2 separate regions of the Homo sapiens genome follow, and region 2 is linked to region 1. Evidence: read pairs that join two places in POLR2A ChIA-PET (ENCODE). Cell type or tissue: OCI-LY7. All regions are shown on one strand. Links, peaks and the distances in the headings refer to the core of each region. The heading gives the core; the rest is flanking DNA.

Region 1 (16,226 bases), core at 6,141-11,140:
TTTATACTTTTAGGAGATACGGGATTTCACCATGTTGGCGAGGTTGGTCTTGAACTCCTGACCTCAGGTGATCCGCCCACCTCAGCTGCCCAAAGTGCTGGAATTACTGGCGTGAGCCACCATGCACAGCTGGAAATCGAATGTTTCAAAGTGTCATTTTACATCAAGCATAATAGATATAGCTGGTGGCCTTTTCAAGAAATATGGGCTCATCATGTGGGGAAAAAAGCTCCATAAGAAAACCCCACAATTTAAAAAACAGACAAAAAGTAAAGGTAAGTGTAATTTAAGAAAAGGAAAAGCAAATTCATACTAAATAAATGCTCAACTGCACTAGCTTCAGGGAAAATTAGTAATTTTAAAGTTTGATGTAGCCATTGCAGATAATGACATATTATCATACAGTGCTTCATCATTTCAAATTGACAACGTCTAAAAGGATAATTGTGTAAATCTTTCAAATTTACCTGTGTCTACACCAGATTATAAAGATAACAAGATGTGTCTCCTCTCCCAATAACAAGCATAATGGCACAAATGAAACAGAACAGTATGTGATATCCTGAACACATCACCAAGACCAAACACTCGGCATTTACTCACGAACTGTGATTTGGAATGCAAGGGCTTTCAAAGTATACAGCCTAACTAAAAGATGTCACCCTTGCTAATGAGAGTGGAACATGGAAGCCTCTGGGAAGAGAGTCAAGGGGAGCCTAACCTGGATTGCTCATTGCCCACCTCAAATTATTGACTATGTACATAAACTCCATCAACTTTTATAAAATAATCCTGAACGGCAAATGATTGGGCATAAATAATCCTATCCCCAATTCTCAAACTGTGCTTTGGGTCTGCAACAAACCCTGGGGTTTAGCCTCCACCTTAGAAAGTAATGGTCTCCGCCTCCCCAGGGCCTTATCTAAATCCCCTGCATATGGCCACTGCAACATGCTGATCTGGCAGAGCAAGGTCACAGCAGATTCTTCCTCTCCTGTCCACGGAGGGAATTCTGTGCTAACAGTTCAGAAGCTCCTCCTTGGAGAGTCAGGGCAAGTTTGTATTGTGTCTCTTGGGATAATGGGTCTGGGACAGCTCAATTACAGGTGGGGGCTTCTTATGCAATTCCATTCCCAACACTGGGTCAGGCTAGGCACCGCCTGTCCTTTTGTCTTTGACCATACCCTGGTCTTGCTCCTCACTCATGAAAAGTATCTGAAGGCCTCCCTCGAGTTCTGTTCCTAGCCTTAGGTCCAGCCATCGTTCCGGGTAGGGGAGATGAAGCCATAATCCACTAACCATTTTCTCCTGGACTCCTACCTCCAATGATTTCACCATTCCCTGCAGGAAACCCCACCTAATCACATCCTACTCCCTCCACCACAACTGCTATCCCCCTCCTTTGTAGAGACCTTGGCTTCCTTATCCACACAGCCTCTTTCTCTCCTCATTCTTCATAATCCAGCTTAGAGCAAGTATCATTTTACATTCCTTCCTCACAATACATGGAATTCATTCAATGAACTTCTTAACTGTACGCGCCCAGTAAAACCAGAGCTCTGGAAGATTCCAAACAAATATCTGACTACTCCATGGATGTACTGAGTGGCTCAGCTGCACACAGCCAGGCGAAACGGTGCCTCTAAGCTACAATTTCTCAGCCTCAGGACTACTGACATTTTGGACCAGACAGTTCTTTGTGTTGTGGAGGCAGGCCCAGGCACTGTAGGATGTTTAGCTGCATCCCTGGTCTCTGCCCACTAGATGCCAGTAGCACCCTCCACCTCCAGTTCTGACAACCGAATGTCTCCAGACATTCCCAAATGTTCTCTGGTGGCTAATGCTGCCCCCAAGTTGTGAAATACTGTAGAAATCAGGGTGAGGCCAGGCACAGTGGCTCCCACCTATAATCCTAGCACTTTGGGAGGCCGAGGTGGGTGGGACCACTTGAGATCATGAGTTCCAATAGACAAAACCTCTGTCTCGACTAAAAATACAAAAAACTAGCCGGGCGTGATGGTGGGCACCTGTAGTCCCAGCTACTTGGGAGGCTGAGGCAGGAGCATCGCTTGAACCTGGGAGGCAGAGGTTGCAGTAAGCCAAGATCGCACCACTGCACTCCAGCCTGGGCGACAGTGCAAGACTCTGTCTCAAAAAAAAAAAAAAAATTACCTGGACGTGGTGGTGGGCGCCTGTAGTCCCAGCCACTACGGAGGCTGAGGCAAGAGAATCACCTGAACCCAGGAAGCGGAGTTTTCAGTGAGTGGAGATCGCACCATTGTACTCCAGCCCGGGTGACGGAGCGAGACTAACTCCAAAAAAAAACCCACCACACAAGAAAAAAAAAAGAAAATCAGAGTGAACAGCCATAGAGTAAGCGGGCCCTCAATATCGCCCACTGTCCTACCCCAGCACCCTGCTTGTCCAAAGCCCTTCAGATGTCTGGGGCAGCCTTACAGACTCTCACCTCCTCTCCAGCTGGTTGACATTACTCTTGGAAGTGGACTTTGTGAAGTCAAGTCAGAGTCCAGGAGTTTGTAAGCACGTAGTGGGCCCCTTACAGCGGACATCGTGAACAACAGCTCTGCTCTGGGTCCAACCTCACATACCCCGGAGCCATGCTTTCTTCTTTTTTTCCTTTTCCCCTTTCTCCACTGAGCCCTGTCTACTTGGTAATTAAACATGCTCAGTTCTACCCAATCATGTCATACCTCCCCTGTGCCAACTTTGCCTCTAGCTACTTGTTGATTTGTTCAGCAAAATCTTGTCAAAAGGCCTCTACTGTCACTTCCACTCCCCTCCATTAAAACTGCATGATCAAGGCCACGTGTGGTGGCTCACCGCCTGTAATCCCAGCACTTTAGGAGGTCAAGGAGGGTGGATAACCGGAGCCAGGAGTTCAAGACCAGCCTGACCAACATGGTGAAATCCCGCCTCTACCAAAAATACAAAAATTAGCCGAGCATAGTGGTGGACACCTAGGTTGAGCGCAGTGGCTCACGCCTGTAATCCCAGCACTTTGGGTGGCCAAGGCAGGCAGATCATTTGAGGTCAGGAGTTCCAGACCAGCCTAGCCAACATAGTGAAACCCTGTCTCTACTAAAAATACAGAAAAATTGGCCGGGCACAGTGCCTCACACCTGTAATCCCAGCACTTTGGGAGGCTGAGGCAGGTGGATCATGAGGTCAGGAGATCGAGACCATCCTGGCTAACATGGTGAAACCCCGTCTCTACTAAAAATACAAAAATTAGCCAGGCGTCGTGGCGGGCGCCAGTAATCCCAGCTACTCCAGACGCTGGGACAGGAGAATCGCTTGGACCTGGAAGGCAGAGGTTGCAGTGAGCTGAGATCGTGCCACTGCACTCCAGCCTAGGCGACAGAGACTCGTCTCAAAAACAAAAACAAACAAAAAAACTGCATGATCCTACTATACAGATCTCCATGGCAAGAAAAAGAGCAAATGTTTTTATCTTCATCTTACTTAACCATTCTTTCCTGGAAATCCTCTCCCTTTCACTCCTGTTGGCAATTACTGTTGGTTTTCCAGTTAATTCCTTAGACAGTCTCTGAGTCCTTCCTTAACCATTAACTGTAGGGAATCAGGCTTGGGCCCAAGTCCTCTTCTCAGTGGACTCACCTGCTCCCAGGGTCTCCATAATCATCTCCAGGGTCAGGAGATACACAAACCCCCAGTCTTCGGCTCCCTGAAGCCTAGACGGGTAGACACAACTCCACTCCACAGGTTCTCCTCTGTGCCACAACTAAACCTCACATTCTCTCTTCTGTCACACTCCAATAGCAACATGACTGCCCCTACCTGCACCCAGAGGCTCTAGAAGGAAACTGGAGTAATCCTTGACCTTCTCCCAAGCCCTCAAATCCAATCAACTCAACTCCCTTGGGTGATCCCATTCTCCACAGTATCCTCATCCCTAAATCCTATTCAACTCTTCCATTTCCTCAGCAATAAAGGTGCCTCACAGCTCTACCCTGTTCCTAACACGTTGAATGGCAGCCTATGAACTCAGTAATTCTTTTCTTTGTAATGGGAGTTATCAAATTGTCATTTTCTTTCTGTACCTCATATTGTTATTTCTCCTATTCTAATTCCTGTATGTACAAACAGCCAATTCCAGATTACCGATATATCTTTTAAATAAGTCCAAGCATAGGCCGGGCGCAGTGGCTCATGCCTGTAATCCTAGCACTTTGGGAGGCTGAGGCGGGCAGGTCACCTGAAGTCAGGAGTTCAAGACCAGCCTGACCAACATGGAGAAACTCCGTTTCTACTAAAAATACAAAATTAGCCAGGCGTGGTGGCGCATGCCTATAATCCCAGCTACTCAGGAAGGCTGAGGCAGGAGAATCGCTTGAACCTGGGAGGCAGAGGTTGCGGTGAGCCAATGTCGCGTCACTGCACTCCAGCCTAGGCAACAGGAGCAAAACTCCATCTCAAAAAAAAAAAAAAGTTTTCCAAGCACAGTGGCTAGGCCTTACTGCAATCCCATCTACGGCTCACGTGTACTTTTAAAACTCATTACTGTCCTGCATCCAAGTCCTCAGTGGTTTCCCACTGACCTCAGAACAAGGACCACAGGCCCAATGGGGTCCCTCAGGCCTTGCAACTTTTGCCTGCAACACTCTTCTACCTAAGCTCACATCACTTCCTTTTTTCTCCTGGAATGTGGCAAGCTCTCTGCCCCTTCAGGGATGTGACGCACATAGTTGACACTCATGGTTAATTCTCTCCCCAAATATACTCTGTTCAACCTTCTGTCTACCTAAATCCCACTAATCCTTAAGGTCTAAGCTCAAATACACCACCTTTCTCAAAGGTCTTCTCATTATCCAAATTAAGTCTCATGCTCTACACTAACCACAGCACTCTTGTGTTGTTAAAGGGGTCTTAAACCCACAATAGGAGCCTACTGGGGAGAAACTTGTGCCTGTTTTGTTGGCCACCATGACCCCATCCTCAGCACAGACTTGACCCAGCTGGTCCAAGATTAGCCAGGATTAACTGTTGCCCATGTGTAGGGGGGTCAACACCTTCCTCAAGAAGGCAGTGGCCTGGCTAGGCTGAAAAAGACATACAAGCAGCATAAAAAATAAAAACATTTCATAGAAGAATTACTTAAAATGCCTAATCTTTTACATGTCATAAGTGTTTTGCATCAGGAAATGTTTCAGAAGCAAAATTACTTCCTCTCTGAAGGCAAGGCGAAGAGACCATTCCTTTCCAAAACACATGTGTACACTTAAAACACTTACTGCTTATTTTTACTCCAGAATTGGTTTTCTGTTCCATTTCTCAGAAGTCCTAAGGCTTTTCATTAACTAAAACTCAAGCTGAAAAGAGCCCTGTGGTGTCCTGCTCAAGGTTAATGTTAGGGACAAAACTTTTTTCACTCCAGGCTGCTAAACAAATTTGAGTATAACAAATATAAATACTGCAGCTGAAAAGGGGCTCTTCTTAAAATAGCTTACCTTAAAAACAACCACGGATGCCTTCAGTGGGAGACACTTCTGGATGGTAATGAAATGTCCTAAAAAAAAAACAGAGCGATATTGGCTGTGTGGTCTCAGATCCTAGGCACTGGCTCTGGGATCAGAACTCCAGGTAAGGACAGAAACAGCTGGGAAGCCCTTTATATAGCCCGTGGGTTTAAATTAAATCTCACACCCCATCCACCTAACAGCATTTTGGAAGTATTATCTTTTCACAGGGCAATACAGAGCACAACAAAAGGGAAACGCCTTATTGATCTTGATGAGATTTACTCTTGATGAGATTCTCCTGCCTCAGTACCTGGTATTACAGGCGTGCACCACCCCACCCAGCGAATTTTTGTATTTTTAGTAGAAATGGGATTTCAATATGTTGGCCAGGCTGGTCCCAAACTCCTGACCTCAGGTGATCCGCCCGCCTCTGCCCAATTCTAAGTTTGTACACTGAGGACCCTAAGTGCTGGGAGGAAATTTAAATATCGGGGGCAGGGCACTTGGGAGGGAGATGGGTGGGGGAGAAGTGACAACCACAGGGGACTTGACCTTAAGACCCCTCTTTCACTGGGATAGCATGGGCAAGGAGCAAGGGTGCTTGCTAGAAATTGTTCAGTCTGATTTATAGGAACCCCTCTGTAAGCAGTGTGGAGACACATCCAAAAGACACTTTCAGTTTTATTGGGTAACTTCTTTGAAATATGCTTCACTAGAACATACATCATAATCACTAGATCACCAACATCCCAGTAAAAACGCTGCCCCAAAGGACTAGGACACGGGCTGAGGGCTATGGAATTCTGAGAACTAAGCTGCTTGAGTTTTGGAAATGTGGAATTAGTAAAACCAGCTAATTATGCTGAACCTGTTGTCTTAACATGAAGATAATCAAATCTGCCTTGTCTTGCAAACTTCCAGTGATTATTACTTAAGACACTATTGGGGGGGTGTACAAATGGAAAGCATTACATTTATTAGGAAACCTATTCAGGGGTGAAACAGTTTCAAGTACTCTGGAATCAGGTTTTCAAAAGGCTTCAACAATCCGACTTGTTCAAGGATCTAAAGGGTGGAACCCAGTCATCTTAATGATCTGATCCACTTATGCCCTTGTTTATCCCTGCGTGATCCACAGACCAACACCCTGAGGCGTCTCTGGGGACATGCACAAGCTGGCAACCAGACCCACGTACACCCATTTACCCCAATGGACCAGCCGCTGTAAGCCTGTAGACCACGGCCACTGCGCACCGCCAACGCACGCAGAGGAAGAGTCTGGTCTCCCCGTCCGCAGCGCCAAGAAAGCGCTGGGGGCGGGGAGGGCTGCTCAGCTCCCCCAGGTGACTGGACCCGGAGGTTTTCAGATCGAGCTTGCACGGGGGCCACCTAGATAATTAAAACACCAACCCTAAAACAGATCTGGGTGGGGGCTAAGAATCTGCATTTCCAAAAAGCGCTCCCGAACGAGCTCTTCGCAGTGATACAGGTTGGACGGGATTAACGCTTGCCTTCAGGCAGAGCCAATCAAGATAAATAGGGCGCGCCGGAGTCCTACCAGTTCGGCTATCTGCAGAGTAAACAGGGCCGTTCAAGCACCACCCACCTCGTTTTCTTTTGTTCAGGACAGGACTCGAGGAAGGATCCTGGCCTCCCCTCCTAGACACACTCCCGTGCCCCCGGGAAACCGGGCAGCACTCTCGCCAGGAGGCTGGGAGCGCGTCTGGCCGCGCCGCCCCCATTACTCACTTAGTTCCACTCTCAAACCAAAGTCCACCCGGCCGGGCCCGCGGACTTTCATGCTCTAGACTTACCACGGAGGCGAGCAGGACTGGTTTCTGTTGCTACCAGGCAAGCGCGGCTGGCAGCCAAGAGCCCCGAAATTCCACCGAAGCTCAACCACGCAGAGGGCTCCGGGGAAACTCCAGGTGCATGTTTTTGTTCTCAACCTGCAACAGAAATCCAAGTGGTGGTGGGGTCCCTTCCGCAAGGTGGGAGGCCCGGGCGCGCGGTAAACGTGTTTTGGCGGGAAGCAGCGCCGAGGCCCCGAGACAAGGTGACGGCGACGTTCCCGCGGCCTGCTCACGGCACTCCAGCAGCCTCGGACCGCCCGGCCCGGCAGGAAGGTCGGCCCCAGGGCCTGCGCGGGCTCGGGCGGGAGCTTCCGGGCGGGGGGCGGAGCGAGCGGCGCAGCGGGGAGAGTGGGGGCAGGGACGGGAGGGTTCCCGGAGGGAAGGGCGCCTCGCGGGAGGGGGAGGGGAGGGGAGGGGAGGGGAGGGGGCCCCTGGCGGGCTTCCGGGGCCCTGAGGGCGAGAGCGAGGGCGACGGCAAGGTGGGGTGGGGGCTGCTCCCCGGCCCGCCAAGCTAGCGCTGCCTAGGCGGGAGCTCGGGGACCCGCGGGCCGAGCGCGGCTGAAGGGAGGGAAGGGAAGAGGCGCTCGTAGGTCTGCGTCCGTCTCCGAGCGACCGGGGCGGCGGAAAGGGACCTGGGGGGGGCGGCCGGGACTGGAGTGGCGGGGCCGGGGCGCCCGCGCGGCGGCTCACCACGCCAGGGACTGGCCCGTCGGCCCCGAGGAGGCGCGGGGTCCGGAGTCCGGGAAGCGGAGGCCTCGTGATCCAAGACCGGCAGCCGGACGTGGGTCACGGGGTGCAGAGGAGGAAGTGCCATTGCCGGGCCCGCCAAGATGTCACCAATGGGAAACGCGTGCCTGCAGGTGCGGCCCCGTGGCCCGCGCGCTGGGCCCAGGCAGGAAGTGGGGGAAGGAGAGAGTCAGGGCGGCGGGAAGACATTTCTCCGAGTTCTCCCGAAGGGAGCCAGGCGCGAGCGCGACCTGGGGAAAGTCCAGAGTGCCAGCCACGGGGAAGGGCGGGCAGTGCAGAGTGGAAGAGAAGCCAGCAAGTTAGACACAGCCCCTCTCTGGGAGGCCGCCTCTAAAATGGAACTAGCGGACGTACCTTGGTTTGTACATTTGACCATGGACACACGTAAAGATTTTGAAAAAAAATCTTTGAAAAAAAATTTTTTTAACGCAATTCCTAAACTTTTAACTAACGCAATTTTGTGGACCTCTGAATCTTAATTCAAATGAACTGGAGAACAACTATAAAGCAATTTCGATAATATGATCAGTGACATTTTATATTGCAGAATTGTAAATTTTGTTGTCATTATACTGTAATTTTATTTCTTTAAAAGACCCTTTTTAGAGCCACAAATATTTGCAGATGATACCTGATTTCTTGAATGTTTCAGATTACGTGGAAAGTGGAAATATACATGAAACAAGATGTGCTATGAACTAGTAATTTTTATTAAAGCTCCTGATGTATACATAGAGTTTCATTACACTTGTTTCTACTTTTGTGTATGTTTGACTGTTTTGTTTGTTTGGTTGGTTTTTTTTGAGACACAGTTTTCACTCTGTCACCCAGGCTGGAGTGCAGTGGCATGATCTTGGCTCACTGCAACCTCTGCCTCCTGGGTTAAGGCGATTCTCCTGCCTCAGCCTCCCGAGTAGCTGGGACTATAGGCCCATGCCACTATACCCAGCTAGTTTTTGTTTTTAGTAGAGATGTGGTTTCACCGTGTTGGCTAGGCTGGTCTCGATATCTTGACCTCGTGATCCCCCTGCCTCGGCCTCCCAAAGTACTGGGATTATAGGTGCGAGCCCCATGCCCGGCCTGTTTGGAGTTTGTTGTTGTTGTTTTTTTTTTTTTTTGAGAGACAGTCTTGCTCTGTTGCCCGGGCTGGAGTGCAATGGCACGATCTCGGCTCACTGCAACCTCCCCTCCCAGGTTCAAGCGATTCTCCTGGCCTCAACCTCCTGAGTAGCTGGGATTATAGGCGTGCGCTACCACACCCTGGCTAATTTTTGTATTTTTAGTAGAGACAGGGTTTCACCATGTTGGTCAGGCTGGTCTCAACTCCTGACCTTGTGATCCACCCACTTCAGCCTCTCAAAGTGCTGGGATTACAGGTGTGAGCCACCGCGCCCGGCCTGTTTTACGTTTTTAACAGAATTATTATTATTTTGAGACAGGGTCTGGCTCAGCTGCCCAGGCTGGAATGCAGTGGCACGATCATGGCAATGCAGCCTCAACCTCCCAGGCTCAAGCAAGCCTCCAACCTCAGCCTCCTGAGTAGCTGGGACCACTGGCATGCAACCACACCCGGCTAATACAACTGTTTGTAAAACTGAGAGAAAGCAAGTCTTTAGAATGCACTTACTAAATAACACGAATTACAGGGAACAGTAACATACTGCATATAGTGATGTAGACTGTGGGAAACTACAAGGACAAATGAGCCAGTCCTACCTCAGAATAGTTCCAGCCAGATAAAAGAACCCACAGAATTATGGTTATGTTATAAAATAAAGCAATTAAGTTTTAGAAATCCATCTTGAAATATTTGTGATGGCTTGGATTTGTTTGAAGTTGTCCACAAAGTAGTAGGTGGGGAGATGGAGAATAACTGTCCATGATTAGTAACTGTTGAATCTGTGTGACAGGCACATTAGCCTCAACCTCCTGGGCTCAAATGATCCTCCCACCTTTAGCCTCCCCAACGTAGCTGGGACCACAGGTGCATGCCACCAAGCCGGGCTAATTTTTTTTTTAATTTTTTAGTAGAGGCAAGGTCTCTCTATGATGCCCAGACTGGTCTGTAACTCCTGGGCTCAACTGATCCACCTTGGCCTCCCAAAGTGCTAGGATTATAGGTATAAGCCACTGTGCCTGGCCCAAGGCAAGTTTTAATTATTGATCAGTCACCATAGGGTTCCTGCCTGTGAGGGAACAATGTGTGCAGAAGACTTGAGCCAGGGGTTGTATTGTGCAACTGCAGCTAGGTCTGAGATCAATGGTAGGAGATGACATAGCCTTAAAGGCCTGGTTTGGTGTTCAAAGGCCAGTGGGAAGGCATTTAATGGAATGTGGTGTGAAAGGAGTTTTGCTTTTTAACACAACAGTCTAGATGCTATCTGGAAAATGAATGGTGGGAAGAGATACATGGAGACAAGATGGGAAGGAATGAAACAAGTCTAGGAAGACTGGTGGGAGAAGAATGTGAAAGAATGTGTAATGTAGAGAAAAATGACTGAGTCTGGAGACTGACTGACTCACCAAGAAATACTACGCACCTAAAAGATACAGGAACTGTAGTGGTAAAGAGACACAGTTCCTGCCTTGGTGGGTCCAGTAACAGTGGAGTAGGAAATCAAGAAATGTACAAATATATGATGACAAATTTTAGAATGAACGAAAAACAGAAAATAGGCATTAGCTCAGATTGGGGTTCTGAGGAAGTGACATTTAAACAGACAGGAGCATGGGTGAGTGGGAACACTGAGTGATGAATTTCATGTAGAAAGAAGGGAAATTCTTTTTTCCTTGATAAATAGCTGAGGTTTAAAGTAGAAGCTGGCCAGGAGCAGTGGCTCAAGCCTGTAACTCCAGCACTTTGGGAGGCCGAGGTGGGAGGATCACTTGAGCCCAAGAGAGTTCGAGACCAGCCTGCGCAGTATAGTGAGACTCCCATCTCTATATAGGAAAAAGATAAAAACTGAGGGAAAAAAAAGAAGTTAAAAGCCCATTATTCTTTTTTCCTTCTGTACATTATCTCCCCTCTGGACACTTGTTCAAATTATTTATATTTTTTACCAAAGCCCTTTACTGGGATACATTTTGGTGCTGGATGCTTTGTATTCATATTCTTATTTCGTGGTGAATCCTTTAGATTGAAGAAATTTTAGGACACAGCTTCTGCTGCTCGTGTCTGTTCACCACATGAGAAGCACAAGATGCATCTTGGGGGCAAAAATTCCCCATCATGGTATATAGTATGTGAGCAGATCATAGACCATATTTGTTATGGATGTTTTCCTTTTCTGTTGGAAATATTGAAAATTGGGTTTAATGGCCTCAAAAGTATCTTCCAACCCAGCAATTTTATAAAATTCCTATTCAGTCACTCTTAAGTACTTCCTGCTGTCATGAACTCAAGAATTATGATACAAGACACTAATTCCATTTAAAAAAATGCACCAACGCACACATTTGTACTTAACTTTTCAGGGGCACATGTATCTGAAGTGTGAGAATTCTAACCCAATTCACACAACGTGCCAAATTCAATACACAGAGCTATCCTAAAAGCTATTAAGGACTGAGAAGTGGCCAGGCACAGTGGCTCATGCCTGTAATCCCAGCACTTTGGGAGGCCGAGGCGGGTGGATCACGAGGTCAGGAGGGCTAATACGGTGAAACCTCGTCTCTACTAAAAATACAAAAATTAGCCAAACGTGGTGGCAGGCACCTGTAGTCCCAGCTACTCAGGAGGCTGAGGCAGGAGAATGGTGTGAACCCGGGAGGCGGAACTTGCAGGGAGCCCAGATCGCACCACTGCACTCCAGCCTGGGCGATAGAGCGAGACTCCGTCTCAAAAAAAAAAAAGACTGAGAAGCTGCAGATGGAGCATATATTAACATTTTAAATGTTTACTCCATTATTACTACATTTATATCCACCAAAGGGGATCTGTCCTGATCTGCATGCAACAGGAAAGCTGTTTTCCATTACCATCTATCAGGTCCTTTCACTTACTTGCTGTAGCTAAGTCTGGGGGGATAACACACTGCTTCCCTCAGCGTTCATTTCTCAAAAGCTGTGTTACTAAAAAGCATCAAGAGTAGTATAATGTAATGTTAGATAAATTTTATCTATACTGTTTGTACTGAAATTAATATAAGGGACAAATTCTGACCGATCATAAAACAAGCAACCATTGCTGTTTGATATTGACTGCATTTTGCAAATGCCCAAGAATCATGATATCTAAGGTAAATGTTCCTTAAAACGTTAATAAAAAGCAAAACTGCTACTAGACTTCTGTTCCTAAAAATAAAATCTGTTCTTAACTGAGGGCAAATATCATTATTTGGATTAGCTGGAGTAACTGGAAATAATATCCAAAGAAATGGGTGTGTATAGATTCCGCTAAACAAAAATACAATTGATAGGAAGATCAATTTTGTTTTTCCCAGACCACCTCCTGTACCTCTCTCCCTTGAGCAAGCAGCCCCTAAATAGGTGCATAGTCAAACCCTGGAGCTGGAGAGAAAGGAGGCCTGTGGGGTATCCTCAGCCCCCTGAGGAAGGTACATTCCTTGGGATGGGAATTCTTCCTGAAGCCTCCATGGAAACATGACACCTTAGTCAGGTTCCAAGCAGCAGGCCCTGAGCTGAGACTGCTGGCCCTGAGCTGTGCTGCCCAGGGGACCACTGCATTCTGCCTTGGGGGAATTGTGCAGAACAGAGAGATGGAAGGAGGAAAGGAACATGACAATTTACAGAAGAGGGGCTCCGGCACCCAGAAATAACATACCACACCTCAGGTTTCAGGGAACAAGAAGTGCTAGACAAAAACCATAATGATTTTAACAGGAAAAAAAGAGCAACTTCAGATACCACTCCATTACAAAACTTAAAAAAAAAAACTTTCTGGAACTAAAACTGAGTTTTAAATTTAAAAGTTAGTAATGAATTCAAAGAAAGGAAAACGAAGTAGAATAAACATCAAAACAGAAACAATGGGGGAGAAGATAAGAGATTTGGAGGACATACTTTTTCCAAAGCAGTTTCCTCTATACTTTAGGAGTTTTACCAACACACGCCTGTGCTGTGTCTTTTCAAAATATCCTAATGGGAACTACAGGGATCTTAAGCCAGGAAAATTCACTTCTAATCCTTTATCGCTTCTCTTGCTGCCTCCATCTGTGTCTTTTTCTCCTTCTGGAATTCCTACTATTCACATTATTTCTCCTGCCTGAAAAGAAACCAACCCTATCAACACCCTCATCTTAAGACTTCTAGCCTCCATAACCGTGAGAAAATTTGTTACTAGTCTGTATTACTTTGCATGGCAGCCCTAGCATACTAATACAACGTGTTACCAAACCAGACAAAAACATCACAAGAAAACTAACTTCTGAATTCTATGTACTTTAAGAGGATCGTATATGGTATCTAACACCAACTTAAATTAGAAAAGATATGTATTTGTCATAAACATCATAATTCTATTAGATGGCACTATTCTAATCAAATAACTTATGATGGATTTATCGGGATATAACAGTAAGTAAGAGTATCTGTATTTGTATTAGGTGAAGCATTTTGTCTAACAGGAGGCATACCGTTAGGATAAATCTAATAGGAGTCTTAATCTGTCATGCCTTTTCTTAATTATGATGGCTTTTTTTTTTTAAACGGGGTCTTGCTTTCTTGCTCAGGGTGGTATGCAGTACTGCAATCACAACTCACTGCATCCTCTATGTCTTTACAAGTGTTCGCTATCATACCTGGCTAATTAAAAATTCTGTTTTTGAAAAGATAGGGTCTTGCCATCTTGCCCAGGCTTATCTTGAACTCCTGAGCTCAAACCATCATTCCACTCTCGGTTCACTGCAACCTCCACCTCCTGAGTTCAAGCAATTCTCCTGCCTCAGCCTGGGATTACAGATGCACACCACCACACCTGGCAAATTTTTGTATTTTTAGTAGAGATGGGGTTTCGCCACATTGGCCAGGCTGGTCTTGGACTCCTGGCCTCAAGCAATCCGCCTGCCTTGGCCCTGCTGGGATTAAAGGTGTGAACCACCCCGCCCAGCCTGTGTCATTTTCAAGAGATCTTTTTCCTAGCCCCAGCCCATATAGTTATCTGAACTTACAAAGCGTTGATGTTCTTCTCTAAATTTTTACACTTACATCTACAATGAACTTGGAATTGATTTTTTCATTTCCAAAAGAGTTTTACAATTAATCAAGTATCACAGGCTAATTTCACTCAAGAACTCAGATGCAAAAGTCCAAACCAAGTATCAGTCAACCTAATCCAGCAATATATAAAGCGATATTATGACCAAGTTGGATTTCAGGAATGCAAGTGTAGTTGATCATTTCAAACTCAATCACTGCAATTTCTCATACTGATGTATCAATGGAGACAAAGTATAGAGGTACTTTTTTAATGTTTTATGAGAAATGCTAAGCTGAATTTATGTCAAGGAAGAACTGAGGCCATATATAGTGGCTCACACCTGTAATCCCAGCACTTTGGGAGGCCGAGGTGGGCAGATCACTTGAGCTCAGGAGACCACCCTGGGCGACATGGCAAAACCCCTTCTCTACAAAAAATACAAAAAAAAATAGCTGGGCATGTGGCACACACCTGTAATCCCAGCTACTTGGGGGGATGAGGCAGGATTGCCTGAGCCCAGGAGGTTGAGGCTGCAGTGAGCTCTGTCCACACCAGGGCACTCCAGTGTGGGCATCAAAGTGAAACCCTTTCTCGAAAAAAAAAAATGTGGAGGGCTGGGCGTGGTGGGTGACTCACGCCTGTAATCCCAGCACTTTGGGAGGCCAAGGCAGGTGGATCACTTGAGGTCAGGAGTTTGAGACCAGCCTGGCCAACATGGTGAAACCCCCCACCCCCTGCCACTCCACCATCTCTACTATTAGATGGGCGTGGTGGTGCTGCACACCTGTAATCCCAGCTGCTCACGAGCCTGAGAATCGCCTGAACCCAGGAGGCGGAGGCTGCAGTGAGCCTGGATCCTGCCACTGCACTCCAGCCTGGGTGACAGAGTGAGAATCCGTCTATAAAAAAAAAAAAAAAGGAAAACAAAAACAAAAGTACATCTTAGAGCGATCACATGAAAAAGTATTCCTGCTAATAAATGAAAAGGAATCGATTATTAAAATATCACTAATTTGAAAACCATTTAAGAAAATAATGGATCTACATAATGATCATTAATAGCTGCTGTAACATGACAAAAGAGAAGATACCAACCAATATGTGCCTCCGGTTGGAGCACAGCACCTCAAGTAAGTTTTCTTTCCAAAAACTCTCATCTGAATCAAAACTACCTCCAGACTGGGTGCGGTGGCTCACACCAGTAATCCCAGCACTTTGGGAGGCTGAGGCGGGTGGATCACCTGAGGTCAGGAGGTTGAGACCAGCCTGACCAACAAGTTGATACTCCGTCTCTACTAAAAATACCCCTGTAATCCCAGTTACTCAGGAGGCTGAGGCAAGAGAATTGCTTGAACCCAGGAGGCAGTGAGACAAGATCACACCATTGCACTCCAGCCTGGGCAACAAAACCAAAACTCCGTCTCAAAAACAAAAATAAAACCAAAACCAAAAACTACCTCTAGAGGTAACTATCACTTTACAGGAAATATAAAGAACAGACACTCAAAGACCACCACGGAAAAACAATCAGAAAAATGCGAAGTGTGGGGAAGGAATGCTGCAAGACAGCCCGACAAATATAACGGGGGATGGAGCCTTTTAAGAAAGGGGAACCTCTAGATGATCACTTACACAGCATCCATTCACCACGCTTGAAATGTGTAAGTGTAAAACTCACACTGGATTTTGACAAGTTCACAGGATTTTGTTTTTAATTATTTTAGTCAAGATCATGGAGAAATGAAAAAGTGTTTTAAAATTACATGCAAAATAGTAGTGGATATATATTAGGTTAAATTATTAATACAATGAATCATGTTTCCTTTTACCACTAAAGAATATAAGATTACATTTATAGCATACATTATATTTCTATTGGACAGTGCTGCTCTGAATTTAAAAAGTTATCTACAAAATATAAGGTGTGACTTTGGATCCTGACTCAAACCAACCAGCTGTTTAAAATAT
Region 2 (16,226 bases), core at 6,320-11,319, 840 kb before region 1:
GAGTACGCAGAGGCATACAGAGTGATACAATGGACTTTAGAGACTCAGAAGGGGGCTGGTGGGAAGGAGGCCGGAGATTTAAAAAACTACACATGGCCAGGCGCAGTGGCTCATGCCTGTAATCTCAGCACTTTGGGAGGCGGAGGCGGGAGTCAGGAGTTCAAGACAAGCCTAGCCAACATGGTGAAACCACGTCTCTACTAAAAATACAAAATTAGCTGGGCGTGGTGGCACACATTTGCAGTCTCAGCTATTTGGGAGGCTGAGGCAGGGGAATTGCTTGAACCCGAGAGGTGGAGGTTGCAGTGAGCCGAAATCGCGTCATTGCACTCCGGCCTGGGCAACAAGAGTGAAACTCAGTTTCAAAAAACAAAACAAAACAAAAAACTACACATTAGGTACAGTGTACACTACTCGGGTGACAGGTGCACTAAGATCTCAAAATTCACCATTTTATAATTCATCCATAACCAAAAACCAATTGTACTCCAACAGCTATTGAAGTTTAAGTTAAAAATAAAAAATAAATGTCCACTGACCAAAACAGAAGCATTTTTCTCCATTTCTATTCCTTTTTTTTTTTTTTTGAGACGGAGTCTCACTCTGTTACCCAGGCTGGAGTGCAGTGGCGCAATCTCAACTCCCTGCAACCTCTGCCTCCTGGGTTCAAGCGAATCTCCTGCCTCAGTCTCCCGAGTACCTGGGACTACAGACGTGCACCACCAAGCCTGGCTAATTTTTTTGTATTTTTAGTAGAAACGGGGTTTCACCATGTTGGCCAGGATGGTCTCGATCTCTTGACCTCGTGATCCGCCCGCCTCAGCCTCCCAAAGTGCTGGGATTACAGGAGTGAGCCACCGCGCCCGGCTTCTATTCCCTTCTTTACCACCACTGATGATAATCCCACTTGTTCCCATGCTGGAAAAGCATTTAGTACCATCCACGTAAAAGAGTCAGTTTATTCAAGGGATGAGATGTATTTCAGAAGACATCATGGCAAGTACAGTAATGATTATCATTTCAAGTCACAATTTATTTTCCTGCTCATGATTTTTTTTCTTTTTCTTTTTTTTTTTTTTTTTTTGAGGGAGTCTCACTGTCACCCAGGCTGGAGTGCAGTAGCATGATCTTGGCTCACTGCAACCTCCGCCTCCTGGGTTCAAGCGATTCTCCTGCCTCAGCGTCCCAAGTAGCTGGTACTACAGGCTTGTACCACCACACCTGGCTAATTTTTGTAATTTTAGTAGAGACAGGGCTTCACTATGTTGGCCAGGCTGGTTTTGAACTCCTGACCTTGTGATCTGCCCGCCTTGGCCTCCCAAAGTGCTGGGATTACAGGCATGAGCCACGGCACCCGGCCTAATGTTTTTCCATTTTAAGAACAGTCTTGACACTTGTGAATATTCCATTTTTTTTTTTTTCAGACTGGGTCTCATTCTGTCTCCCAGGCTGGAGTGCAGTGGCATGATCTCGGGTCACTGCAACTGCCGCCTCCAAGATTCAAGTGATTCTCCTGCCTCAGCCTCCCCAGTAGCTGGGATTACAGGCACATGCCACCATGTCTGGCTAATTTTTCATATTTTCAGTAGAGACAAGTTTTCACCATATTGACCAGGCTGGTCTCGAATTCCTGACCTCAAGTGATCCACCCGCCTCAGCCTCCCAAAGTGCTGGGATTACAGGTGTGAGCCACCTCACCCAGCCTCCATTATTTCTTTAATGGTTCAGGTTCCATTATGCCATGGATTATTTCAGTAACATTGTTTGCTCTTTCAATTTGTATAATCCTATCCCTAAAGAGATTGAAAACTATGAACATGCCACTCCCAGCCTCCTTGGGACTTGACACATCCTCCTGGGATCATCTCAGATGGGACTGACTGTGCCGGCACCATGGAGGTGGTGCTGATCTTTCTATGCAGCCTGTTGGCCCACATTGTCCTGGCCGATGCAGTTGAGAGGGAGAAGCAAATTGACCCTTTTCATTATGACTACCAGACCCTGAGGATTAGGGGGTTGGTATGTGCTGTGGTCCTCTTCTCCATTGGGATCCTCCTTATCCTAGGTTGCAGATGCAAGTGCAGTTTCAATCAGAAGCCCAGGACCCCAGGAGAGGAGGAAGCCCAGGTGGAGAACCTCATCACTGCAAATGCAACAAAGCTCCAGAAAGCAGAGAGCTGAATGAAGTGCAGCCTTCCAGTGGGAAGCCTCTGGAACCTGAAGGCAGCTGCTTGAACTTTTAGATGCAAATGTTGATGCTTAAGAAAACAGCCACTTCAGCAACAAATCTTTCCCCAAGAGAAGCCAATAACTTGTGTGTCCCCCCATGCCCTTCCCTGTCCCTTCTAACACCATTCCTCCACCTGATGATCCAACTAATCTCTTGCCTCACCACTGCAGCCTGCAGGCTCCTCCAACTCCTGTGATGTGTCTGTGTGTGTGTTTGCTGACTGTAATGTTCATGGCTACTTGTTCATGGTTATTATAGTTAGTGAACTGTGGACTCACTTTCCTGGGCAGAGGCTGAGCCATGCGGCCATCTGCTCCTATCTGCCCCCCATCACCTCTCACTCCTGGGGGTCTGCTTTTTTCCCTGGAGAGTCTAGCTCCTTCCCTTTAGAGCATGGGCAGGAGTCTCCAGTTGTCTTGGGACCTGGGAAGGTTTGCATCACTTTCATCATCTTTCTTTATGGAGTCTCTTCACTCCTTTTACAAGAACCTCGCTTCCTTATCCCACTCCAACCTCAGTCTGTTCTGAAGATCAGCAATTAGAGATACAAAGCAAAGCAAGGAGTTTGTAAGCCCAGCATTGCCTTCAGGAGGCTACTATACCCTTCCACGGTTATTTTTCTCCCTGGGGAAGCCCCAGGGGGCTCCATCTGCCCTGCCCTTCACATAGCACCCAGGGATTCCAGGTCCGGGGCTGCTGCTTTTTTTCTTTTTTTTTCCAGAGTCCCACTCTGTCACCCAAACCAGAATGCAGTGGCACGATCTCAGCTCACTGCAACCTGGGTTCAAGGGATTCTCATGCCTGGGTCTCCCGAGTAGCTGGGATTATAGGCAGGCAGCACCACACTCAGCTAATTTTTGTATTTTTAGTAGAGATGTGGTTTTTCCTGGCCTCAAGCAATCCACCTACCTTGGCCTCCCAAAATTCTGGGATTACAGGTGTCAGCCACCATGCCCAGCCCAGGCCCAGGGCTTCTAATCTGCCCTTGGGGAATGTAGCCCTTACATATCTTATCAGCAATAACCACAGGGGCTCTGGTATCCCACCCATCTCCAACCTTCCTGCTTCTAAGACTTCAACCTACAGCCGAGTTTTTGTGGACACAGGCTTCCGTCCTTGAAGTTGAGTCTCCAGCAGGTGATGACTGAAGGATTCCCATTCTGTTGCTGCCAGCACACTGGAATGGACAGAGGGAGAGTAAGGGGCCTTTGCTTCTCCGCCCATGTCCCCTTGGTCAGCAGAGAACTCCTGCATCCTTTGCTCTGCCTGTCAGTGGTCAGAGAGGTGAGTGAGGTAGGTTAGAGACCCAGTAGGCTCCATGCAGCACTGCTGCAGAGGGTACAGGAAGAGGCCAAAGGTCATAATGACAGCGGGAGCTCAAACAAGATCCCGCCCTTCCTGTCCTCCATGTGCCTGTGGAAATCAACCAACCGAGCCTCTGTGCCAGACTGCTGTTTTCTGTATCACGATCTGTCTGAACAACAGAAAAAAGGAATAAAATATTTGTTTCCTAGTGAAAAAAAAAAAAAAAACATGAACAAAAAACAAGTAAACTTCAATCAATGGATTATTTTTAAAGTAAACAAAAATTTTGGAATCTTTTCTTGAGAATTAAAATATTTCAAGACTTTACATAAACAACTTTCTCAACTGTGTTAGTTACAGGAGCCAATGAGTTTCTAACTACAAAGGAAATGAAGAATATTGAATGCCAAAAAAAATCAAACAATCCTTTAATCACTCAATTCTAATCGTGTAAATGCTGAAGTAAGAGAACAATTTTATGACAGTTACTTCAATGAAAATGCAAAGAACATCAGATGCTATTTGGACCTCATGATGCAGAATGTGGGTCGGACGGCCCACAAGTTGGAATCATTCATGCTGTACTTCAGCTTGGACCAAGCATGTCTGTGCCTTTATGCAAACATCAACCACAATTTGTATTTGTGTTATCGCCACCAAAAGCAGTTCAGAAGCAAAGGGAAAATATCTTCTGCCTTGTGCTTACTTGTATCCATGGCTCTGCTGTAAATAGGTGAGGCATTTAGATCATTGATCATCTCTGTGATCATAGTGAAGCTATTACTTTTGTTGTTGTTGCAGTAGATTTCATCCTGGCTCTTCAAAATTTGATTGCATCTTTGAAATCAGAAAATACTTCTAGCAGTAGTACTTTCAAATTGTCATTTGAGCTGAAAGACTGCTCCTGTTATATAGTGTGGCAGATAGTTACAACTTCCACTGCAATTACTATATCTCAATCTGAATTCTTTTTATTTTTTATTTTTTTTGAGGCAGTCTCGCTCTGTTGCCCAGTTGACACCATCATACAGTGGTGCAATCTCAGCTCACTGCAACCTCCACCTCCCAAGTTCAAGCAATTCTCTTTCCTCAGCCTCCCGAGTAGCTGGAATTACAGGTGCTCACCACCATGCCACGCTAATTTTTTGTAATTTTAGTAGAGACAAGGTTTCACCATGTTGCCTAGGCTGGTCTTGAACTACTGAGCTCAGGCAATCCACCCACCTAGGCCTCCCAAAGTGCAAGGATTACAAGTGTGTGTCACCGCACTCGGTCTTGAATTCTTTTTAATAAAAAAATTTGTTTACCACTTTATATAGTATTAGTTGAGGAAATCATACATCTTCCATGTTTAGCTGTTACTATGTGCTGGTGCCTTTCTCTATTTTTGCATACTGCACAAAAAGCTTCAAAAGGAATCTTTCCTCATTTAATAAATCTCCACTTTTCAAACAATTCATCGCAAAGTATATGCTTGAATTTTGGTATTTGGCATTCAAATATACACAAATAAAAATAGGTAATAGCAACCATGACAAAAATTGAGCTGAGTGAATTTGATAATCTCACAGCTGCCTTAGCGTGTCTGTCACTCATAAGTCTGAACTCAGGACTAACATCAAACAGGGGTTGAACCATTGAAAGCATTACAAACTTGCAAACTAATAATCAATTGAAGTGGCCAGGCATGGTGGCTCACACCTGTAATCCCAGCACTTTGGAAGGCTGAGGCTGGTGGATCACAAGGTCAGGAGATTGAGACCATCCTGGCCAACACGGTGACACTCTGTCTGTACTAAAAAAAATATAAAAATTAGCTGGATGTGGTGGCACATGCTTGTAACCCTAGCTACTCCGGAGGCTGAGGCATGAGAATCGCTTGAACCCGAGAGTTAGAGGTTGCAGTGAGCCAAAATTGCGCCACTACACTCCAGCCTGGTGATAGAGTGAGATTCCTTCTCAAAAAAAAAAAAAAAGAAAAGAAAAAAAATCAATTGAAGTAGAGTTGCCTTTGAAGTGGCCTGAGACGGCTATCCTATCCTTGTCTGGTATCTGGGAATGTGAATTTTGGGAAGGTTTGGGAACCTGGATTTCAGAAGGGTTCCCTCCTCCCTCACTGATCAAATGGCTCACTGTACCTAAACAATATGGTTTCTGCGGAACACCTGCTTTTTTTCTGGGAATCTGGAATCTTGATTTCTGCACAATAGACAGTGTCTACACGAGCAGCCCCCCAATAAAAAGCCCAGGCACTGAGTCTCTAAGGAGCTTCTGTGACAACATTTTGCATTTGTTGTCACAGCATGTTGCTGGAGGAATTCAGCACATCCTATGTGGCTCCACTAGGAGAGGATGCTTGGAAGCTGGTACCAGGTTTCCTCTGGACATGGCCCTGTGACCTCTCCCCTTTGCTGACCTTGCTGTAATAAGTTGTAGCCATACTGTGACTATATGCCAAGTCCTGTCAGTCCTCCTAGCAATTTGTTTAGCCCAGAAGTGTTCTTGGGAATCCCCAATACAGTTGGCATCAGAAGCAAATTTTTTTTTACTTCTGACTCTGTCACCCAGGCTGGAGTGCAGTGGCACAATCATAGCTCACTGCAGCCTTGAGCTCCTGGGCACAAGTGATCCTCCTGCCTCAGCTGGGACTACAGGTATGTATCCTCCTGAATAGCTGGGACTACAAGCACGTGCCACCATCCCGGGCTCTTTTTTTTTTTTTCTGTAAAGATGGGGTCCTGCTATGTTGCCCAGGTTTATCTTGAGCTCCTGGCCTTAAGTGATCCTCCTGCCTCAGCCTCTCTAAGTGCTGAGATTACAGGTGTGAGTCATTGCACCTGGCCCAGAAGTGGAATTTGCTAGAACAGTCCTGATTCACTAAGATTTGGCTCCATCACTGTTTGGGAAAAGGAAGAATGAAGGGGAATGGTGATAAGCCTTGGTGTCTATCGAGCCCTCCATGGTTTGAGAGCAGCAGCTGAACTGCCATCTGCTGTTAGAAGCCACAGTGACCTTTGGGGTTAGAAATGGATCCAACCCTGGCTTCTTTGAGCTGTGCTGGATGAAGTGAGGGGGAAAGTATACATCTGGGGATTGGCTTTGTTTTTTATTCTCTTCTCCAGGTGGGAGGGTAAAAAAACAACAGTGACAAATTATAAAGGTGAGTGTTAGGTGGCCCCAAAAATGTTAGAAGTTCTCAGGGCTGGAGCAAAGCTGGGGTGGGAGGGTGGGAGGGTGGGAGGGTGGGGAGGGCACCAAGACTCCATCCAGCCTCTTCTTCAGCCCAGCTGCTGCCCTGTTGCAAGAGCTGCCTCCTTCTTTACCACCCCCTGTACCCTCCCCCATCTGCTTTCCAACCTGAATCTTTCCCACAGCAGTAATGCTAACCTAACTGCAAATGCTGGATTTACTGCTATGGATTTAGTTTGCAACAGAAAAAAAAATTTAATGGCTTTGTGTTTTGTGGCTATTACATCTAGATGTATTAATATGATAAAATTGATATAAAATGTTAAATGCTTTCAATTTCATAAATTCTAGAGGGAACACACTTATCAGGAAAAGCTGCAGCGGAAAGTGAAGGTGATACAACTTCCTTGCTTTTTGCAGCTAGTGGGCAGCTTGGAATTTAAATTCTCAATACTGGAAACAGAACAAGTCCCCAAAATTAACAATTTTTGCTACAGTTTTTGTCTATTGGAGCCACTGGAAAAAAGGAGACAATATGAAGAGAGGCAATCTTGAGCTAGAGATACGCTTTGGAATTTACAAGGCAGTTTTTCATCTCTAATGAGCTCTTGTAAGATCATATAGCTGACCCTCAGAGGCTGATGATTTTCTGGCCCCATGTGTATAGTTTTGAGTTGCTCAGCTTGGACTCTAAGGTGAATAATGTAAAAAGAGCCCAACAAAGCCTTGCTTGTCACTTGGCTAAGAACACAGCTGTCTGGCCCTGCAGCATCTCAGTCTCCAGTTACTGGAAGAACATATATTAGATGTTGGGGAAACTATAAGGCTACAGGATGATGCTGCATGTTGGCAGGGAGAATTGTTCAAGGTAGAAACTGTGGGGAACAAAGAAAGAGATTCTCATCTGTGTACCTGCTGCTACATGCTAATTTGGGAGTAAGAAAACTGTTAAGGAATAAAAAAGCCAAGAACTCTGTCTTCACAGGGCTTTCAGGCTAGAAGGGAAACTGGCCACCATACAAATTGTATACAACTCCATTAGTACTTAAGAGGTCTGATTTATTGCTTTGAAACACAAGTGCAGGAAGTTTAAGGTTTATCAGCAGCCTTTCCCTTTGCAGAAATTGTAAACTAAAAATGAAATCCTAAGCCCCCACCAACTGAAGGACACTCCCCTTAGCCAAGGGGACCCCAGAAAAATCTTACAATTGAGTTCCTGGCCATGATGGGATGGGAGGTCAGACATGTCTCATTATACCCCCTCATGTTTGTGGTTTAGACACAGCGACTGACCAGCATTAATGTTAAAATAGAGATCATAAGACTGGCAGAACAGACTTTTTGTGGCAATGAGATATCAATTATAAACAAGACCTAAGGCCATGCCAGGCAAGGGTTAGGTCAAGCACTCTAAACTTAAAGATTAACTATGGTCTAACTGCCACAAGGTTTTTCTTTTTTCTCTAGCAGCTAAATAAACACTGGCCTTGACATAAGCAAAATAAAAACAATTGTAGCTCATCACCAGACACTAATTGGCTCCCAACTCCTGTCCCAAGCACCATAACTACAGCTTTGATTAGACAAGAGACTGATTTCAGTAACTTTCTCCTGATAAGAAGACCACCCACCATGAACTGGTTCTGGCTGGTTTTACAGAGATTGCACACTTGAGTGCCTTCGTGTCCTGTAAAGACCTTTTGACTGATAGGGCCTAATTATAATACATTCAAGTGTTAGGACTCCACCCCAAAGTGAACATGGGTCATGTATTACATGCATGTTGGTTCAATACATGTGCCTCAGGACCACCTTCATGCATATTCATAGCTCCTCCTATAACCTGTTGAAGATGTATGTTTAGCTAACTTGTCCAGCATAATGCTCCTACCCCAACCTATATTCCTTCAAAGTGCCTGTCCCTAGTCCCTGGTCTTAGCCAGAGGCATTCTTCTCAGCCTGTTGCAGGCTGTAACCCCTTATAAGAAATAAAGCCTCCTCTCCATTCCAAATAGTTAAATCTTGTGAATTGTTTTTGTTTTGTTTTGTTTTGTTTTGTTTTGTTTTGTTTTGTTTTGAGATGGAGTTTCACTCTTGTCACCCAGGCTGGAATGCAATGGCACGATCTTGTGTCACTGCAACTTCTGCCTCCCAGGTTCAAGCGATTCTCTTGCCTCAGTCTCCTGAGTAGCTGGGAATACAAGCACCTGCCACCATGCCTGGCTAATTTTTGTATTTTTAGTAGAGGTGGGGTTTCATCATGTTGGCCAGGCTGGTCTCAAAATCCTGACTTCAGGTGATCCACCTGTCTCTGCCTCCCAAAGTGCTGGGATTACAGCTGTGAGCCACCGCACCTGGCCTAAATCTTGTGATTTTTAAATTCAACAGAGTCAATTAAATGGTTCCTTGATAGAGAAACATTTAAGGCAGACATTAGCTTTTATTGCCCCATAACGCTTCAGTAAGTTTCCCTGAATATTTGCATTTACTTGTCAATCAACTCACAGGGACTGAGGCAGAAGTAAAACCCACAATTACCTTACCCCTGGCCTGTGTGACAAAGTAACAAATCTTTTATCACATATTTGAGAGGCATCTCAGCTACCAAGAACTTTTTTTTTAACCTTTTATTTTAGGTTCAGGGGGATATGTGCAGGTTTGTTATGTAGGTAAACTCGTATCACAGGGGTTTGTTGTACAGATTATTTCATCACCCAGGTACTAGGCCTAGTACCCAATAATTATTTTTTCTGGTCCTCTCCCTCCTCCTACTCCACCCTCATGTAGGCCCAGTGTCTGCTGTTCCCCTTTGTGTCCATGGGTTCTCATTATTTAGCTCCCACTTATAAGTGAGACTGGGCGATTGCTGACCTGCATCACTCTTGGGTGGATCTAACAGGACATAAGTAAAAGACCCTTGGCCACAACCACTACCAAAGTCCCTTTTTCTGCTGCCTCCAAGTTGGGGAGGAAACATAAGCCCTAAGATCACCCCAGAGCTGTGGTGAGAAGCCCAGGAGAGAAAAAAACCTGAGTAGTTTTAAACTAGAATATCCATGTGGCTTTTTAAAGATGTTTGCAATTTTTTTGCTATTCTCCCTTTGAGATATGGGGGTCTATGCCCACCCTTACCAGACTGGACACTAGTGCTCACTTGTCACTGACACATGACATGAAAGTGATGCTGTGTAACTTCCAAAGTTATGTTTAAAAAGGCCATGAGCATCTGCCTGGTTCACTCAGGTCACTCACCTATGGTGCCCTTGATCACCAAGTCAAAGCTCTGAATGTCCTGAGAGTGCTCTGCTACCTGGAATCCCAGGGTAACTGGGAGGTCTCCTATAGGTCCTGAAGCCAAGCCCCATGTCCTCTGCAGACATGTGAGTGAAGTCACCTCCAGATGATGCCAACCCTTTGCTGTGGATTCAACTCCGGCCAATGAGTCTTCTCTGCAGTCCCCAAACACCAATAAACAGCAATAAGCCATCTTTTCTGTTTCTTCCTAGCCCTGTGAACCATGAACAAAATAAAATGGTTGTTTCATGCATTATTTTACGGTGGTGGTTCTTTCTTTTAAAAAAATTCACGGTAAAAGCGCCAAGAATAACACACTTGTAGGACATTCACAAGGCACAAAATAACATACATTGAAATCTAGGTTTCCTTCTTTCCTTCTTCCACAGCCTATCAGGTTCTGCCTCTGGAAGTAATAATGGTTAAGTTTCTGCACATCTTTCCAGATTTATTAATTAAACAATCATATAGCACTGACACTGTGAGGAAGCTTTTTAAGGGCTTTGCTTATATTTATTCACTTACTCTTCACTCACTGCGGACACTCAGGTGGCAGCAGGAAGGAAAGTGTTTTGCTCAACCAAATGAAAGTTTGATCTGCTCTTTGAATGCTGTTCCTTCAATCAGATAATTCTATTTTCTTCATATATTACCAAGTCTTTTTATTTTCTCCCCTAATTGAGCATTCAGAGATGTGACTCTGTTTTCTAGTTTTTCTTACGTTTCACCACTAAATCTTAAATTTCATATGAGACAGACAGTGATGAAATTCCTGTCACTGGACATATATATGTATGTTTATGATGGTGCCTTACACATACACATTTTTCTATCTAGCGATTAACCATTAAAACTCTATACTCAGAGTGAGGAAACATTACACGTTCCTTCCCAAACCCTGTCAACTACCCTGTCAATTAAATAATCCCTGAAAAAATGGCAACATCTATATTAATGCGGTTTTTATATCTCATCAATGACCCATTTGATAAAATAGTTCTAGAAACTTGTAATGAACCAGCAGTGATGGAAATTTGTACTGAACTATTTCATATCTAAAAGGGTATCTACTTTGTTTTAGACATGACAACTCTCTCATGTTTTAGAATTTTCCATTGTTGCATGTTTAAAGGGCTTGTCAATTCCCTTCCCTTTCCTAATTCTCATGACCAGATCATAAGAATGTGTGTGATCAGGCTGGTTGATGTGCCACAACACATCTTTAATCCTGGAATTTAGGGTTATCAGAAGTCTCCATTTAAAAAAGTATCATATGCTTTCAAACAACCCACTGTTGAACATATAGTGCTTCATTTCTCTTAATGTCTCAGTGAATAGCCAGCCTTTTATGCATACATGAATAGAGGATCTCTCAACAAATTCAGAGATTCAGAAATAAGTACATAAACTTAGTTGCATAGAGAGAAAAAATAGGTAATATACATAAGTGATAAAAGAAGGTTTTATATAATTACTTTTTCAAACTAAATTTATAATAGTGCTTTTTAAACTAAATCTGGAACAAATTTTAAATTATTTAATCTAGAAATGTCCAGTGATTCAGGAACAGTAGAAATGGGTGAGGAGAGCATTTCAACTCAAGCAAGGAACTCCTTTTATTCTCAACACATTAGCTTTTTCCCTCTTCACTCTAAAATGTTCACTATCAAATATAATTGAGAGGTCTTTTTTCCTCATTTAACATTTATTTCATACACAGAGAATAATACTGTGGGTCTGAGATTCAGTTTTTGAAATGCAACATATACTCTAAGTGACCCTTTTACCCATGTCAAAATAGCAGCAGTTGGACCCCATAATGTGGCATGTATTCATTTGAAAATTCTACAGTGACCTATCACTGTGATCATGTGATGAAGCATATCTTGCCTTCCATTCTAACTGTCACTCTGTGAGCTTCGAGGTTCAAGTTTGACAGCATTTGTCAATTTCGGAATGTCATACAAAGAACGCTCAAATATGGGGAATTTTATGTACTGTTGCTGAGATATGTTCACTTTCATCTTCCGATCATGGTTTCTTCAAATAGGCCAGTTCACTTGTACTCAAAATCTCTTCCTCATTTTTTTGTTTCCCCCACTCCAATTCGTCTATGGATTTATGAACATATTTTATAGTATTATTACTGATTTGTACTTTTGATTCTTCCACCAAGCGTTTTGTCTTAAATATTTTCCTATTTTTAGAAAAATGTACTGTTTCTAAACACTTTTGTACACAATGTTTCATAGGATACAGAAAAAACACAACCACACTGTCTTCATCAGATGAGGAGAATCTTGATACCAAATACAGTATGAGACATTCCATGAAAGGGAAATTATAGACCAAAGTCTTCTGAGTATAAAAGTCAAAATCTGAAACCAAATATTAGAGTGGTCTAAATCTGGAGATTTTTAGGAAAAGAAACTGAAATTTCATGGTGGGAAACATAATTTTGCTTAGCTTAGAGGTTTTGAGGGATTGTTTTAAAGAAAAATTTAAAAGATAAATAACATTAAATGGATATAAAAGTTATAAAATAAAAATATAAAGTTATAAAAATTAAAATAAAAATATATTCATATATTAATATAAAATTGTAAAAATATTATAAAAGGTTATAAAAATATTATAAAAGGTTACAAAATTCTTTTGCTGTCAAGATTGACTGGGATTAGATTTGTTTATAAGGTCTTATTAAAATTAGCCATAATATTAAAAATACGGCTGGGTGCGGTGGCTCACGCCTGTAATCCCAGCACTTTGGGAGGCTGAGGCAGGCAGATCACCAGGTCAGGAGAAAGAGACCATCCTGGCTAACAAAGTGAAACCCCGTCTCTACTAAAAATATAAACATTAGCCGGGCATGGTGGCGGGCGCCTGTAGTCCCAGCTACTTGGGAGGCTGAGGCAGGAGAATGGCGTGAACCCGGGAGGCGGAGCTTGCAGTGAGCCGAGATTGCGTTACTGCATTCCAGCCTGAGCAACAGAGCAAGACTCTGTCTCAAAAAAATAAAAATAAATAAATAAATAAATAAATAAAAATATTAAAAATACATTAATATCCAACTAAATTTTTTTTAAAAAAATAAGCGTAAGATTTTTTCCCCATCGAACTTAACAAAAAGAGTATGTATTCCCGTGTGCCAGAGTGCCAGATCACCACATACTATTATGTTGGGTTTGCATATTTGATGATGTGTCGCTACCAGGATGCCATCCGGGTCTTTGCCAACAGCCTCCTCTACATCCAGAGGACCAAGAGCATGTTCCAGAGGACCACATACAAGTATGAGATGATTAACAAGCAGAATGAGCAGATGCATGCACTGCTGGCCATTGCCCTCACGGTGTACCCCATGAGTATCGATGAGAGCATTCACCTCCAGCTGCAGAAGAAACACAGGGACAAGATGCTGCGCATGCAGAAAGGTGACCCACAAGTCTATGAAGAACTTTTCAGTTACTTCTGCCCCAAGTTCCTGTCGCCTGTAGTGCCCAACTATGATAATGTGCACCCCAACTACCACAAAGAGCCCTTCCTGCAGCAGCTGAAGGTGTTTTCTGATGAAGTACAGCAGCAGGCCCAGCTTTCAACCATCCACAGCTTCCTCAAGCTCTACACCACCATGCCTGTGGCCAAGCTGGCTGGCTTCCTGGACCTCACAGAGCAGGAGTTCAGGATCCAGCTTCTTGTCTTCAAACACAAGATGAAGAACCTGGTGTGGACCAGCGGCATCTCAATCCTGGATGGTGAATTTCAGTCAGCCTCAGAGGTTGACTTCTACATTGATAAGGACATGATCCACATCGCGGACACCAAGGTCTCCAGGCGCTATGGGGATTTCTTCATCCGTCGGATCCAAAAATTGGAGGAGCTTAATCGAACCCTGAAGAAGATGGGACAGAGACCCTGATGACATTCACACACATTATTTAGGAACCTGTTTTGATATATTACAGGCAGGAAGTGTTTTTGCTACCGTGAAACCTTTACCTAGATCAGCCATCAGCCTGTCTACTCAGTTAACAAGTTAAGGACCGACGTGTTTCAAGTGGATATCAGTAAAGGATCTTTGGAGCCAGAAAAAAAAAAAAAAGATTTGTTCTCAATGAGATTACACACAGTAATAATTTTTAATTCTCAAATCTGTTTCTTTTTAAAACTTCTGAGATTTGTATCTCAGAAGTTCAACCTTTACTATATTTTTTTACACATTATTTACAGATCACACATCATTACCCTTTGTTTCTTTTCTCCTTCAAAAGGTAAATCTTTTTACTTGGCTAGAATGGTAACTTTGTACTTCAACTTTTCCATCAGCTCTTTTAACTTTTCCCTCATATTCTATTTCTGCTGTTATAATACCAAAATATTGATCCCAAAGGTAAAAATAAATTCTTTCTCAGGGGTAACATGATTTTTTACTCTTAACTTTTTGATATGTCTGAATTGTTGCATGTAATCAGGAAACTTCCCATGCTATTAGGTTGGTGCACAAGTAATTGTGGTTTTTGCCATTACTTTCAATGGCAAAAACTGCAATTACCGCACCAACCTAATACTAGGAGCCATATATCCACCTGCTCAAGGTGCTAGCTTTCATGTTTACATTCTTCTATAATACAATGTTCACTCATGACCTTGAATACATTGTGCCTGTGTCTAATTAAATTCAAGTATCTTTTTCATCAGGTTTGACTTCCAAGTTATTTAAACCGACTTTACTTAGGCACTTCCCATTCTCAAGTATGCCTTAGTCCAGGTTGTTCAGATAGTTGCTCAGATTAAGCCAGTGAGATGATTGGGGTCACAGATTTAATTCATTAAGCCACTAAAGCATCAGCCCAGATAGCCATATTTTCAGTTAATTTCAATTAGCTGCTCATGAAGGGTTGGCCAGTTGAATGGAAGTTGATTCTTGGCACAGCCTTCAAGTGGCAATTGGTTTAAAATGTCCTGAGTTCTGAGCCAGCCTGGGGGCTGATACAGTTTGGATATGCGTCCCTGCCCAAATCTTATGGTGGATTGTAATCCTCAATATTGGAGACAACTGGTTGAGAGGTGACTGGGTCATGAGAGTGTATGTCTCATAAATGGTTTAGCATCATCCCCTTGTTGCTGCTCTTGCAACAGTGAGATTTGGTTGTTTAAAAGTGTGTGACACCTCCTCCTACCTTGCTCCTACTCTGGCCTTGTGATGTGCATGCTCCCACTTAGCCTTCTGTTATGATTCTAAGTTTCCTGAGGCCTCCCCAGAAGCCACGCAGATGTCCGTATCATGCTTCCTGTAAAGCTTTCAGAACGCTGAGCCAATTAAATCTCTTTTCTATATAAATTACCCAGTCTCAGGAATTTGTTGTTGTTGTTTTATTTGGGGGGTTTTTTGTTTGTTTTGAGACAGAGTCTCACTCTCACCCAGGCTGGAGTGCAGTGGCATGATCTCGGCTCACTGCAACCTCCATCTTCTGAGTTCAAGCGATTCTCCTGCCTTGGCCTCCTGAGTAGCTGGGATTACAGACGCATGCCACCATGCCCAGCTAATTTTTGTATTTTTAGTAGAGACAGGGTTTCACTATGTTGGTCAGGCTGGTCTCAAACTTTTGACCTCGTGATCTGCCCACCTTGGCTTCCCAAAGTGCTGGGATTACAGGCGTGAGCCACCGTGCCCAGCCAGGAATTTCTTTACAGCAATGTGAGAATGGCCGAATACAGAAAATTAGTACTAAGGAGTGGGGCATTAGTATAAAGGTACCTGAAAATGAGGAAGCACCTTTGGAACTGGGTAATGGGCAGAGGTTGAAAGAGTCTGGAGAACTTGGAAGAAGACAGGAAGATGAGGGAAAGTTTAGAACTTCTTAGAAATTGGTTAAATGGTTGTGACCAAAATGCTGATAGTGATATAGAAAGTGAAGTCCAGGCTGATGAGGTCTCAGATGGAAATGAGGAACTTATTGGAAACTAGAGCAAAGGTCACGCATGTTATGCCTTAGCAAAGAGCTTGGCTGGATTCCATCCAAGTCCTAGGGATCTATGGAAGTTTAAACTTGAGAGTGATGTCCTAGAGTATCTGGCAAAAAAAAATTTCTAAGCAACAAAGTGTTCAAGAAGTGGCATGGGCCAAGCATGGTGGCTCATGCCAGTAATCCTAGCACTTTGAGAGGCCAAGGCAGGCAGATAGCTTGAGCCCAAGAGTTCAAGACCA

The links. ChIA-PET counts read pairs that join two places held together with the same protein. Peaks named below come from ENCODE experiments on the same cell type or tissue, not always from the same donor. Only the 100,000 strongest peaks of a DNase experiment are listed, where the experiment ranks them.
Region 2: POLR2A ChIA-PET joins it to region 1 with 5 read pairs; 1 of 35 experiments calls an interaction of 5 or more read pairs at or near these places.

What each region holds. Positions count from the first base shown.
Region 1 is chr10:43,389,141-43,405,366 of GRCh38, forward strand. It overlaps HNRNPF (heterogeneous nuclear ribonucleoprotein F), which reads right to left. Exons shown (of 4, transcript NM_001098204.2): 2 at 7,316-7,450; 3 at 5,490-5,548. Among named protein-coding and RNA genes, the nearest start is that of HNRNPF, 12 kb to the right of the region's middle. RefSeq lists enhancers at 6,197-7,084, 7,257-7,526, 8,861-9,746, 10,285-10,424, 12,476-12,995 and a silencer at 7,647-8,106. In OCI-LY7, for the core only: no CTCF peak of the experiment used is centred there; DNase peaks (open chromatin) are centred at 6,771, 7,041, 7,711 and 8,171; H3K4me3 peaks cover 5,000 bases; H3K27ac peaks cover 5,000 bases.
Region 2 is chr10:42,553,547-42,569,772 of GRCh38, forward strand. It overlaps the pseudogene FXYD6P1 and the pseudogene EIF3LP2. Among named protein-coding and RNA genes, the nearest start is that of ZNF33B, 77 kb to the right of the region's middle. In OCI-LY7, for the core only: no CTCF peak of the experiment used is centred there; a DNase peak (open chromatin) is centred at 9,225; H3K4me3 peaks cover 1,081 bases; H3K27ac peaks cover 1,044 bases.